Regions from separate parts of the Homo sapiens genome. Here region 1 is linked to region 2. Evidence: read pairs that join two places in POLR2A ChIA-PET (ENCODE). Cell type or tissue: CD4-positive, alpha-beta T cell. All regions are shown on one strand. Links, peaks and the distances in the headings refer to the core of each region. The heading gives the core; the rest is flanking DNA.

Evidence for each region. ChIA-PET counts read pairs that join two places held together with the same protein. Peaks named below come from ENCODE experiments on the same cell type or tissue, not always from the same donor. Only the 100,000 strongest peaks of a DNase experiment are listed, where the experiment ranks them.
Region 1: POLR2A ChIA-PET joins it to region 2 with 5 read pairs; 4 of 35 experiments call an interaction of 5 or more read pairs at or near these places.

What each region holds. Positions count from the first base shown.
Region 1 is chr19:41,345,891-41,351,265 of GRCh38, forward strand. TGFB1 (transforming growth factor beta 1) reads right to left here. Exons shown (of 7, transcript NM_000660.7): 2 at 2,405-2,565. Among named protein-coding and RNA genes, the nearest start is that of TGFB1, 5.3 kb to the right of the region's middle. RefSeq lists an enhancer at 5,161-5,260. In CD4-positive, alpha-beta T cell, for the core only: no CTCF peak of the experiment used is centred there; DNase peaks (open chromatin) are centred at 2,455, 3,161, 4,195 and 4,921; H3K4me3 peaks cover 2,356 bases; H3K27ac peaks cover 2,042 bases.
Region 2 is chr19:41,546,547-41,551,921 of GRCh38, forward strand. It overlaps a transcript of CEACAM21 not described here. Among named protein-coding and RNA genes, the nearest start is that of LINC01480, 14 kb to the left of the region's middle. In CD4-positive, alpha-beta T cell, for the core only: no CTCF peak of the experiment used is centred there; a DNase peak (open chromatin) is centred at 2,935; H3K4me3 peaks cover 3,286 bases; H3K27ac peaks cover 3,139 bases.

The sequences.
Region 1 (5,375 bases), core at 376-5,375, 200 kb before region 2:
GACTCTGTCTCAAAAAAAAAAAAAGTCATTTTGTGATTCAAATGTTTGATAATATCCCAAGATTTCCACTTCTAGAGCCTGAGAAGCTTTAGAAGACTAATGTTCTATAAACCCAAGAGTCTGCCATGCCGCACCTAGATGCTGCAGGTACCCAACATCTGTGTAGAATAATTTTCTGGGCCAGGCACAGTCGCTCACGCTTGTAATCCCAGCACTTTGGGAGGCCGAGGAGGGTGGATCACCAGAGGTCAGAAGTTCGAGACCAGCCTGACCAATATGGAGAAACACCGTCTCTACTAAAAATACAAAATTAGCTAGGTGTGGTGGTGCATGCCTGTAATCCCAGCTGCTCGGGTGGCTGAGGCAGGAGAATCGCTTGAACCCAGGAAGCAAAGGTTGTGGTGAGCCAAGATGGTGCCATTGCACTCCAGCCTGGGCAACAGGAGCAAAACTCCATCACACACACACACAAAAAAAAGAAGAATTTTCTGGGGCTGGATAGTCCACTCCAGGGACTGCAGAATAAAGCTGAATTCCCCAGACTCCAAGAAGCCAAGCTAACATAGGACAAAGTTCTCTCACTGTGAAAGTCTGAAATCTACCATCCTATGAGTTAACATTCCCTCTGATATGGATTCTAGCTCATAGAAACTGCTAGAGCCTCCAGCCCTTCCAGATGCCCCAGTCCTCTTGGAAGCTCCCTATCTTCTAGAGCAGTGCTGTCCTAAAGAACTTTCTGGAAATGTGCTTTATCTGCAACATCCAAAATAGTAGCTGCTAACCACATGTGACTATAGAGTACTAGAAATATGGCCAGTGAGAATGAGGATTTCTTTTTCATTTTTATTTTTTTGAGACAGAGTCTCGCTCTGTTGCCCAGGCTGGAGTGCAGTGGTATGATCTCCGCTCACTGCAGTCTCCACCTCCTGGGGTCAAGCGATTCTCCCACCTCAGCCTCCCAAGTAGCTGGGATTACAGGTGCCTGCCACCACACCTGGCTAATTTTTGTATTTTTAGTAGAGATGGAGTTTCGTCATGTTGGCCAGGCTGGTCTTGAACTCCTGACCTCAAGTGATCCACCCACCCTGGCCTCCCAAAGTGCTGGGATTGCAGGCATGAGCCACCACGCCTGGCCTATATATATATATTTTTGAGACGGTCTCGCTCCATCACCCAGGCTGGAATGCAGTGGTGCAATCACAGTTCACTACAGCCTCGACCTCCTGGGCTCAATCAATCCTCCCACCTCAGACTACTGAGTAGCTGGGACTAGAGGCACGCATCACCATAACAGGCTAATTTTAGTATTTTTTGTAGAGACGAAGTTTCAACATGTTGCCCAGACTGGTCTCGGACTCCTGGGCTCAAGCAATCTGCCTGCCTCGGCTTCCCAAAGTTCTGGGATTAGAGGTGTGAGCCACTATGCCTGGCCCTAAATTTTTAATTTAATTTTAAACAATTTAAATTTTAATCAAGCTAAATGTGACTAGTGGCTGTCATATTGGACAGAATGATTCTAGAGCCCCCAACCTTTTCAGAGATTCCAACTTTCAAGAATCCTGTGTCCTTAAAGAGTCCAACTCCTAAGATTCCAGCCTTCTAAGTGTTTAACATCCTAGGATGCAAAGAGTCTGAACATTTAAAAGTGCTCTAGGTTCCGGGTGCAGTGGCTCACACCTGTAATCCCAGCACTCTGGGAGGCTCAGGTAGGAGAATCACTTGAGGGCAGGAGTTTGAGACAAGCCTGGCCAACATGATAAAACTCTGTCTCTACTAAAAATACAAAAATTAGCCCAGCGTGTTGGCACATGCCTGTAATCCCAGCTACTCGGGTGGCTGAGGCAGGAGAATCACTTGAACCCAGGAGGCGGAGGTTGCAGTGAGCCGAGATCACCCCATTGTACTCCAGCCTGGGCGACAGAGCAAGACTCCATCTCAAAAAAAAAAAAAAAAAAAAAAGAGGCCAGGCGCAGTGGCTCACGCCTGTAATCTGAGCACTTTGGGAGACCGAGGCAGGTGGATCACGAGGTCAGGAGATCGAGACCATCCTGGCCAACATGGTAAAACCCCATCTCTACCAAAAATACAAAAATTAGCTGGGCGTGGTGGCGCACACCTGTAATCCCAGCTACTTGGGAGGCTGAGGCAGGAGAATCACTGGAACCCAGGAGGCGGAGATTGCAGTGAGCTGAGGTCATACCACTGCACTCCAGCTTGGCAACAGAGTGAGACACTGTCTCAAAAAAAAAAAAAAAGCGTTCTAGGATTGTATGGTTTGTGTTCTTCTATCCTTCAGGGACCATCTAGGTGGACCTTGTAACCAGCCGACCCACAGCCACCCCCTTGGTCACAGCTCACCCTCTCCAGCCCATGCCCTGACCTTCCTTCTGGCTCATGTCCTCACCTGGTACAGCTCCACGTGCTGCTCCACTTTTAACTTGAGCCTCAGCAGACGCAGCTCTGCCCGGGAGAGCAACACGGGTTCAGGTACCGCTTCTCGGAGCTCTGATGTGTTGAAGAACATATATATGCTGTGTGTACTCTGCTTGAACTTGTCATAGATTTCTAGCAGGGAGAAATGAAGGGAGGCGATCAGGGGTTTGGCAGAGGTGAGGGGAGCTGGTGCTCCCAACTCTAGGAGTTTTGGAGCTGACAGCTCTGGGGTGGAGTCAGTCTCTGATACCTTTTATTTATTTATTTATTTATTTATTTATTTATTTATTTATTTAAATGAATTTTTTTTTTTTTTTGAGACGGAGACTCGCTCTGTCACCCAGGCTTGGAGTGCAGTGGCGCAATCTCTGCTCACTGCAACCTCCGCCTCCAGGGTTCAAGCAATTCTCCTGCCTCAGCCTCCCGAGCAGCTGGGACTAAAGGCTCATGCCACCATGCCCAGCTAATTTTTGTATTTTTAGTAGAGATGGGGTTTCACCATGTTGGCCAGGATGGTCTCGATCTCCTGACCTCGTGATCCACCCGCCTCGGCCTCCCAAAGTGCTGGGATTACAGGTGTGAGCCACCACGCCCAGCCCTGACTGTGATACTTTTTAGCTGTGTGACCTTGAGGAAGTGGTTTCTCCCCCTAGGTTTGTTTCCTCCTCTGTAAAATAGGTCCTAACCACATTCCTCTCTCATGTAGCATCATCTCTCAAGTCGACTAAGGCTGGCACCAAGGGGAACCACTCTGTTTGCTCTGGCCTTCCTTGCCCCAAATGCAAGAGCCCCTAAAATGCAGAGTAAGGATCAAAGGCACAGGCTTTGGACTCAGATAGTGCCTCTGCTGCCTCTTGGCTGTGTGACCATGGGCAGTTAACACCCTCTTTCTGAATGTCAGTTTCCTGTTATTCTTTGAAAAACAGCAATAACATTAAGCTCCCTGCATTCCCACACAGACTCTCCTAATTTAAGCGCTGTGTAACCTTGGGCAAGTGAATTCCTCTCTCTGAGCCAGGTGTAAGACAAGACAGAGTGACTCTAGAACCCATTCCAGTATTATAGTGGGAAATTAGATGACCCAGGTCAAGCCATGTGGCACCAATTCTGCATACACTGGTCACTCAATCATGTATACGTCTAAGAGTGCTGGCTGGGCGCAGTGGCTCACGCCTGTAATCCCAGCACTTTGGGAGGCCGAGGTGGATTGATTACTTGAGGTCGGGAGTTCGAGACCAGCCTGGCCAACATGGTGAAACCCCGTTTCTACTAAAAATACAAAAATTGGCCAGGCATGGTGCCGGACGGCTCTAATCCCAGCTACTTGGGAGGTTGAGGCATGAGAATCGCTTGAACCTGAGAGGCAGAGGTTATAGTGTGCCGAGATTGCGCCACTGCACTCCAGCCTGGGTGACAGAGTAAGACTCTGTCTCAAAAACAACAACAACAAAAAACCACAAAACAGCGCTATTTACCAGATGCTATCTAAAGCACTTTACAAAGATGAAGACATTTAAACCTCACAACCTTATACTATTATTATACCCGTTTAATAGATGAGAAACTGAGGCACCGAGATTAAGTAATTTGCCCCAAGGTCACATAGCTGCAGACTGGGATTCAAACTCAAGCTGTCTCATTCCAGAGACTGTGCTTTTTTTTTTTCTTCCCCCAAGAGACAGGGTCTCACTCTGTCCCCCAGACGGAAGTGCAGTAGCACAACCATGGCTCACGGCAGGCTGGAACTCCTGGGCTCAAGGGATCCTCACGCCTCAGCCTCCCAATATGTTGAGATCACAGGCATGAGCCACCACACCCACCCAGCTAGAGACTGTGCTCTTAACCCCTAAGTGATTCTTCTACTTATTTTTATTATTAGTTTTCCACCCTTAACTCCCTTCCCCAGCTGGTTAGGGAAAGTGAAGTTCATTCTGGGTAGGAATGGCTGTAGTGGGGAGAAAAGGAATTAAGGTGTTTTCTTTTCTTTTTTTTTTTTTTTTTTTGAGATGGAGTTTCTGTCGCCCAGGCTGGAGTGCAGTGGCGCGATCTTGGCTCATAGCAACCTCTGCCTCCCAGGTTCAAGCGATTCTCCTGCCTCAGCCTCCCAAGTAGCTGGGATTACAGGCGCCGCCCGCCACCCCGCCCAGCTAATTTTTGTATTTTTAGTAGAGACCGGGTTTCACCATGTTGGCCAGGCTGGTCTCCAACTCCTGACCTCAGGTGGTCCACCCACCTTGGCCTCCCAAAGTGCTGGGATTACAGGCGTGAGCCACCGCGCCCAGCCAAGGTATTTTCTAGTTTAGGAAAAGTTTGGGGATGGGGATGAGGGAACAGGCCATGAACTGCTGGATCAACTGGGGCAACTGCTTCCAGCCTCCCATAGTGGGGGTGTGAAAAGAGACTGGTGAGAAAGGCAGAGGAAACCCCTCCCCTACGGCCCCCTTCGATCCTCCTCCTCCTCCCCAGTCTCCCTCCCCACCCAGCCCCAGTAAGCCCTATTCTTGGCCCGGAGGTTACTCAGCAAACCCCAAAGGAAAGGCAGAGCCTTGGCTGGGGAAGACAGATAGGGAGGAAGACAGAGAGGAGGGAGAGGAAGGGTTGGAGGGTGATGCAGAGAGGGAGAGGCGGGGAGATGTCAGAGACGGAGACGAGGCAACAGGACCGTGGAGGAGAAAAATAGAAAGGGAGAGAAAATAGTCGGAGAGACAAAAACCAGGAGACCCATGCGTGGACAGAAAGACTAACGGAGACGAAAAGAAAGAGGCAGATGGGGAGACACGTGCGAGACGAGACACATGTGCATTTGTTGGGGAGAAGAGGATTGGAGGTGTCAGTGTTAAAGGAACCTCTACAACGAAGGTGAAGCCACGGAAGATAAGGTAAGGCTGAGACTTGGGTGCGGAGTGCGCGTCATTGGGCTGGAGCTGTAAACTGGCGCAGAA
Region 2 (5,375 bases), core at 168-5,167:
CTCGGTGGTAGCAGGAGGCCTTCCTCTCCCTCCTCCCTCTATGATTTCTTGCACCTAAATGAATCTAACCTTGCTCTCACCTTTGTCCCTTGTGCCCTAACTTCTGTTGACACCTTCATCTGGTGCCCCTGACATAACCCTGGGGCTCCTGAGCCCTGGGACATTTGTATCTAGACAACCACGAGCCTAACACCCTAAACAGACACAGGCATAGACACACACACACACACACACACACACACACCCAGCACCAAAGCTGCTCCTACCCCAGTCACACTGGAATTAGATGAAAACCCCAGGCTTTGGACTCCTTGGCTGTGAGGGTCTTCCTGGAAAGAGCCAGGTCCAGCTGCATTTTCTCATACCCTGAAATCGCACCACTACACCCCAGCCTGAGCAACAGAGCCAGACTCCATCATTTAAAAAAAAAAAAAAAGTACCCAAAAGAGTTCCAGAATAAGATAAAAATGGTTTACATACAATCTCGCTATCTGGGAATATAAAGTGCAGTTACTAAAAGCAGGGAATCTCTTTCCTGAAACTATTTCTAACTCTGTGAGGAGCTGCTAGATTCTACAGTGCCTGACAGACAGCTCTCAAGGGCCGTTTGGCTTGTGAATGGCATTTCCAAGGCAAACATCTTGTTTGAAAGCTGCTGCTCTGGTTAAAGAAGGGTCATGAAAGTCTTTTTTTTTTTCCAGTTATTTGGGTGAAGTATGTTTTTGCGAGCAAATTTACCTTTCCCTCTGCGTTCTCCACATTTTGGGTTGTGATTTTATGACAATATAGTTTGTATATTCAACTTATACATATTTATAGTGTTCAGTAAGAGCCTTTTAAAATAAAACAATTGAACACATTGGTTATTTTCACAAGACTCTAACCAAAATAGTATATTTTTAGGTAAAAACCCAGGAAAATTAACTCAAAAGTAGCCTATATGGCCGATGAATTCTTGCTGCATTTTATGCAAATTATCAGGCCAAGTGTAATAAGCCTAAAATTGATTTTGCACACAAATTGGTCTTACTGTAATTTCTCTTTAATAGGAAAAATAGGGGGCTACAGACCAACCAGGATCTTCATGAGGACCAGTGAGCACAGGAGTAGGAAAGGGGTCACTAGCATCACTGAGATGCAGGTGGTGGCCATTCCTCATAGAAAACGAGATTTTTGGGGAACCTCCCATAGTGCTGAGCTCCATAGTGCCCACGGGGATGACAGAATCTGAGAATGGCTGGGACCAGGACTTTTGTCATCAAAAGCCAGCTGGAGGGTATAGGCAGTAAAATTGGAATGCAGCAAAGGGAGGCTGACCTGCAAAGCACTAGGAGGGATCTCATAAAACCTGTTACCCTTAGAGGCAAGACAGGTGGAAAAAGAGTAAGTATGTCACTTAGTAGACATAATCAAGAGGAGCAGAAAGCCAAGGTCAGCTGTCCGCCATAGAATGTCATGATCCCTTGCTCAGTGAAGACCTGAGACAGTCCTCACACCACTATATGTTTTTCTTTTTATAACCTTTATTAAAATACAGTTTATTTTTTCATTTACTTGGCACATTTGTATAATTGTGAAATTGTTTTCTTAGTAGTTTTAGTTACATATACTCAGTATAATGTTAGCTTTTAGGAACCCCTCTTTAGTAAAAATAAAACAAAAACGTAAGCAATTTTAATTGGTAGGAGTTGCAGAGCCCACAGCAAAGGACAGAGCTGTGGAAAATGTCTGACTCTTCCCAGCACGGAGTCGGGCCGTGGCTCCTTTCACATGTCCCCAGACCTCAGCTAGAATTGAATGCTCTAAAACAGACAGGCCAGATGATTATTTAAAATGTTTTGGAAACAGTTTTTGACCTGCAAATATTTAGTAATGGCAATATTTCACATGTCTCATGTGGACAAAATGTCTACATTGTGAAGATATTTTTCTTTTACTTTACTAATAATTTTTAAAACTGACTTTATTGTTTTAAGTTTTGTAAAGTCACATGAACTAAAAGGCAATTGAGTTAACGTTTCAATTTTTCTGATAAAGACTTGATTGAAGTGTTTATTTTTAAGCCAATGAATGAGAGATTTATCATATATTTTGAAGTGAAACGCTATATACACATGACTCATCTAAATATACAGACTGAGGTCAATTTTATAGATTTAGAACTTTTTTTATTTGTTGGGCTTTTAATATTTTTTAAAAGCTTTACATCCTTTATTTTTGATAATTTGTGATTTCCCTGGTGCAATTATTTGGAGCCCACAGCAGTTGGGATCTGTGTATGCAGCAGAGGGTGCCCCTCCAAGCCTCTGGCTCTCTAAGGCCTCCTTCCATTTCAAGGGTAATTAAAATAAGGCTGATTGTTAGGGATTCTGGTGTGATGAACCCCAGCCCTCTCCCACTTCTGGGGGCTAAGTGTTTACATGCCATCGCCCTTTGTTCCCCTACTGGGCCTCACATCACCTTCTTCCTCTTCTGGACTCAAATCTCTCTCTGCTTCCCCTTCCTAAGGACACTTGGGATTTCACGAGGGTCTAGCTAGATAAGCCGGGAGAACCTCCCACTGTTAAGATAATTAACTTCCTCACATTCACAAAAGCTCCTTTGCCACAGAAAGTCACTCTCACAGGCTACAGGTCATAGTTCGCAGTTACAGGAACTTGAAAATATTCTGCCTTCAAGTCCACCAGCTTTTGTAAAAAGCATCTGTTTCCTGTCCTGTGTAGTTGAGCACACTAAAGTCTTGTTCCCTTAGTCATTCCTCCTTCTGCTGCCCCTGTGGGGAGGGTCTTGCTGCCTGTACCCACCTCTGACATTTGCACTCTTAGACAACATAGCCGCTAATTTGTTGGAAAGGCGTTAAATTAAAAAAAAAAAAGTGCTATTTACCGCCTCCCTCTTTGACAGAAGACTGTCTGTCAAAGTAACCCCGCCCCAAGTGACTTTTTAAGGGGTGGCTCACCAGGAGGGAGTCAGAGCAGAACTTGGACTGAGTCCTGCAGGACACAGGTATTAGCTTTTCTCTTTTATTTGCTTTATGTTTCATTTACTTCTTTGGATCGAATAGCTCCAATTGTATTGCTGTTATTTGGTTTTTCATTTTGTTGTTGGGTTTTTTGATGTGGTGTTTTTTTGTTTTGTTTTGTTTCTTTTTGTCTTTTTAGAAAGAGGGTTTCCCTCTATTGCCCTGGCTGGAGTACAGTGGTGGAATCACTGTTCACTACAGCCTCCAACTTATTCCTGGGCTCAAGCAATCCTTCTGTCTCCATCTCCTGAGCAGCTGGGACTCTAGGCATTTGCCACCGTGCCCAATTTTTTTTTAATTCCTTTTTAAAAATATTTTAATCCTTTCCGGAAAAAAATATGTTTTCCATGGACTTGCTTATTTCCTTTATACAGTCCATTGTCGTTGAATTCTTATTTGAATTTGTGATACACCCTCTCATAGGGAACATAACAAATTTCCTCCCACAGCAATTAATGACGAGTGCGATGAGAAGCATAATGACAATGATTAACTTGATAATTAAAAATCTAATCAACCAACTGTTGATGATTGTACTAAACAAAATAATTTCATTTTTACACAACCAGTTGTATGTGAACTATGTTGAAAACAGGATGCATGACTGGCGGCCAGAACAAAGAAGTTTGGTTTAATTTCTATCTATACACCCAGTAAAATATCTGTAATACCACTGGAAAACCTTAAAATACATTATCTATTTCTTGTAAAAGAATGATGAAATGTGAATTTGAACAGCATAAATATGTACAAGTATCTCTTCTCAACGGAAAAAATTATGTTTGTGGATGAAATATGAACCGAGTTTGTGGATGAAATATGAGCAGCATGAATATGCACAGATATCTCTCCTCAATGGAAAAAATCACGTACAAAATATAAGAACCCAGTTTGTGGATGCGTGAATAATGATAAATTGAGGCCGGGCGCGGTGGCTCACGCCTGTAATCCCAGCACTTTGGGAGGCTGAGATGGGCGGATGACCCGAGGTCCGGAGCTCAAATCCAGCTCGACCAATGCGGTGAAACCCCATCTCTAGTAAAAATACGAAAATTAGCCGGGTGTGGTGGCGCATGCCTGTAATCCCAGCTACTCGGGAAGCTGAGGCAGGAGAAATGCTTGAACCCTGGAGGTGGAGGTTAATAGTGTGCCCAGATCGCACGACTGCACTCCAGACTGGGTAACAGAGTGAGACTCCGCTTCAAAAAAACAAAAAACAAAGAATAATAATAATAACGATAAATCCTATATGTTACGGTAAAAATCTTCATGAGAACAAATTTACTATCATTTTTTCTACTGAATGGATGATCATGAAAAGGAATTTATTTTTATTTCGTATGATGGACTGAGCATCATGAAAAAAAATACTACCTTTTGGATTGTTGAACTTCCATCCTGAGAAATTTACTATTGTGCTGCATGCTGCAGTGATGATCTTGTGATCTCAGCAATGCCCATGGGGCAATTTACATCGGGACTCGTTTCATCTCTAGACCTTCACTTACCTGAGAAAGACAAGTGTCTTTTGATAAATAAAATATTGTTAAATGCAATGTTGCCTCATGATTTTTTTTTTCTTTTCCTTTTCCTTTTTTTTTTTTTTTTTAGATGTAGTTTCACTCTTCTTGCCCAGGCTGGAGTGTAATGGTGCGATCTTGGCTCGCTGCAATCTCTGTCTCCCAGGTTTAAGTGATTCTCCTGCCTCAGCCTCCTGAGTAGTTGAGATTACAGGTACACACCACAATGCCCAGTGAACTTTGTATTTTTAGTAGAGTCGAGGTTTCACCATGTTGGCCTCGCTGGTCTCGAACTCCCGACCTCAGGTGATCCACCTCCTGGGCCTCCCAAAGTGCTGGGATTACAGGCATGGGCTACCACGTTCAGCCATGATTGTTTCCAGGGTGATTTGCTACACATGTTGGGGTGAGTCTCTGGGTTGTGTGCCGAGCAGGGGAGGCTCTCAATATGGAGAGAACCCGTGAAGTGGGGGAGGAGGTTTCCATGGGGTCTGAGAGGCTGAGGGCCATGAGCCTGCCTGGGTTTAGGAAATGGGAATGTTTCACAGGGTGAACTTGGGGTTTGAGTCCTGAGGGTGTTTGAGAACTTTTTTCTTCAGGAGGGGAAGCTTCAGGGGAAATAAAGACAATCCTGGATGCCTCAAGGGGCATTTCCTAATTTCAGAAAAATCAAACCAGGAACAGTATGAAAATGGCCTCCTTGAAGACGGTGTTCCCTGAGTACCTAGAACCCAAAACCGGTCAGTTGGGGAGGAAGCCTTCAAGGGCCACATTTTGGCTGGGAAGGAGGACAGTGAAGCTCTACCGCCAGGCAGGAAGCCCAGCCAGTGTGT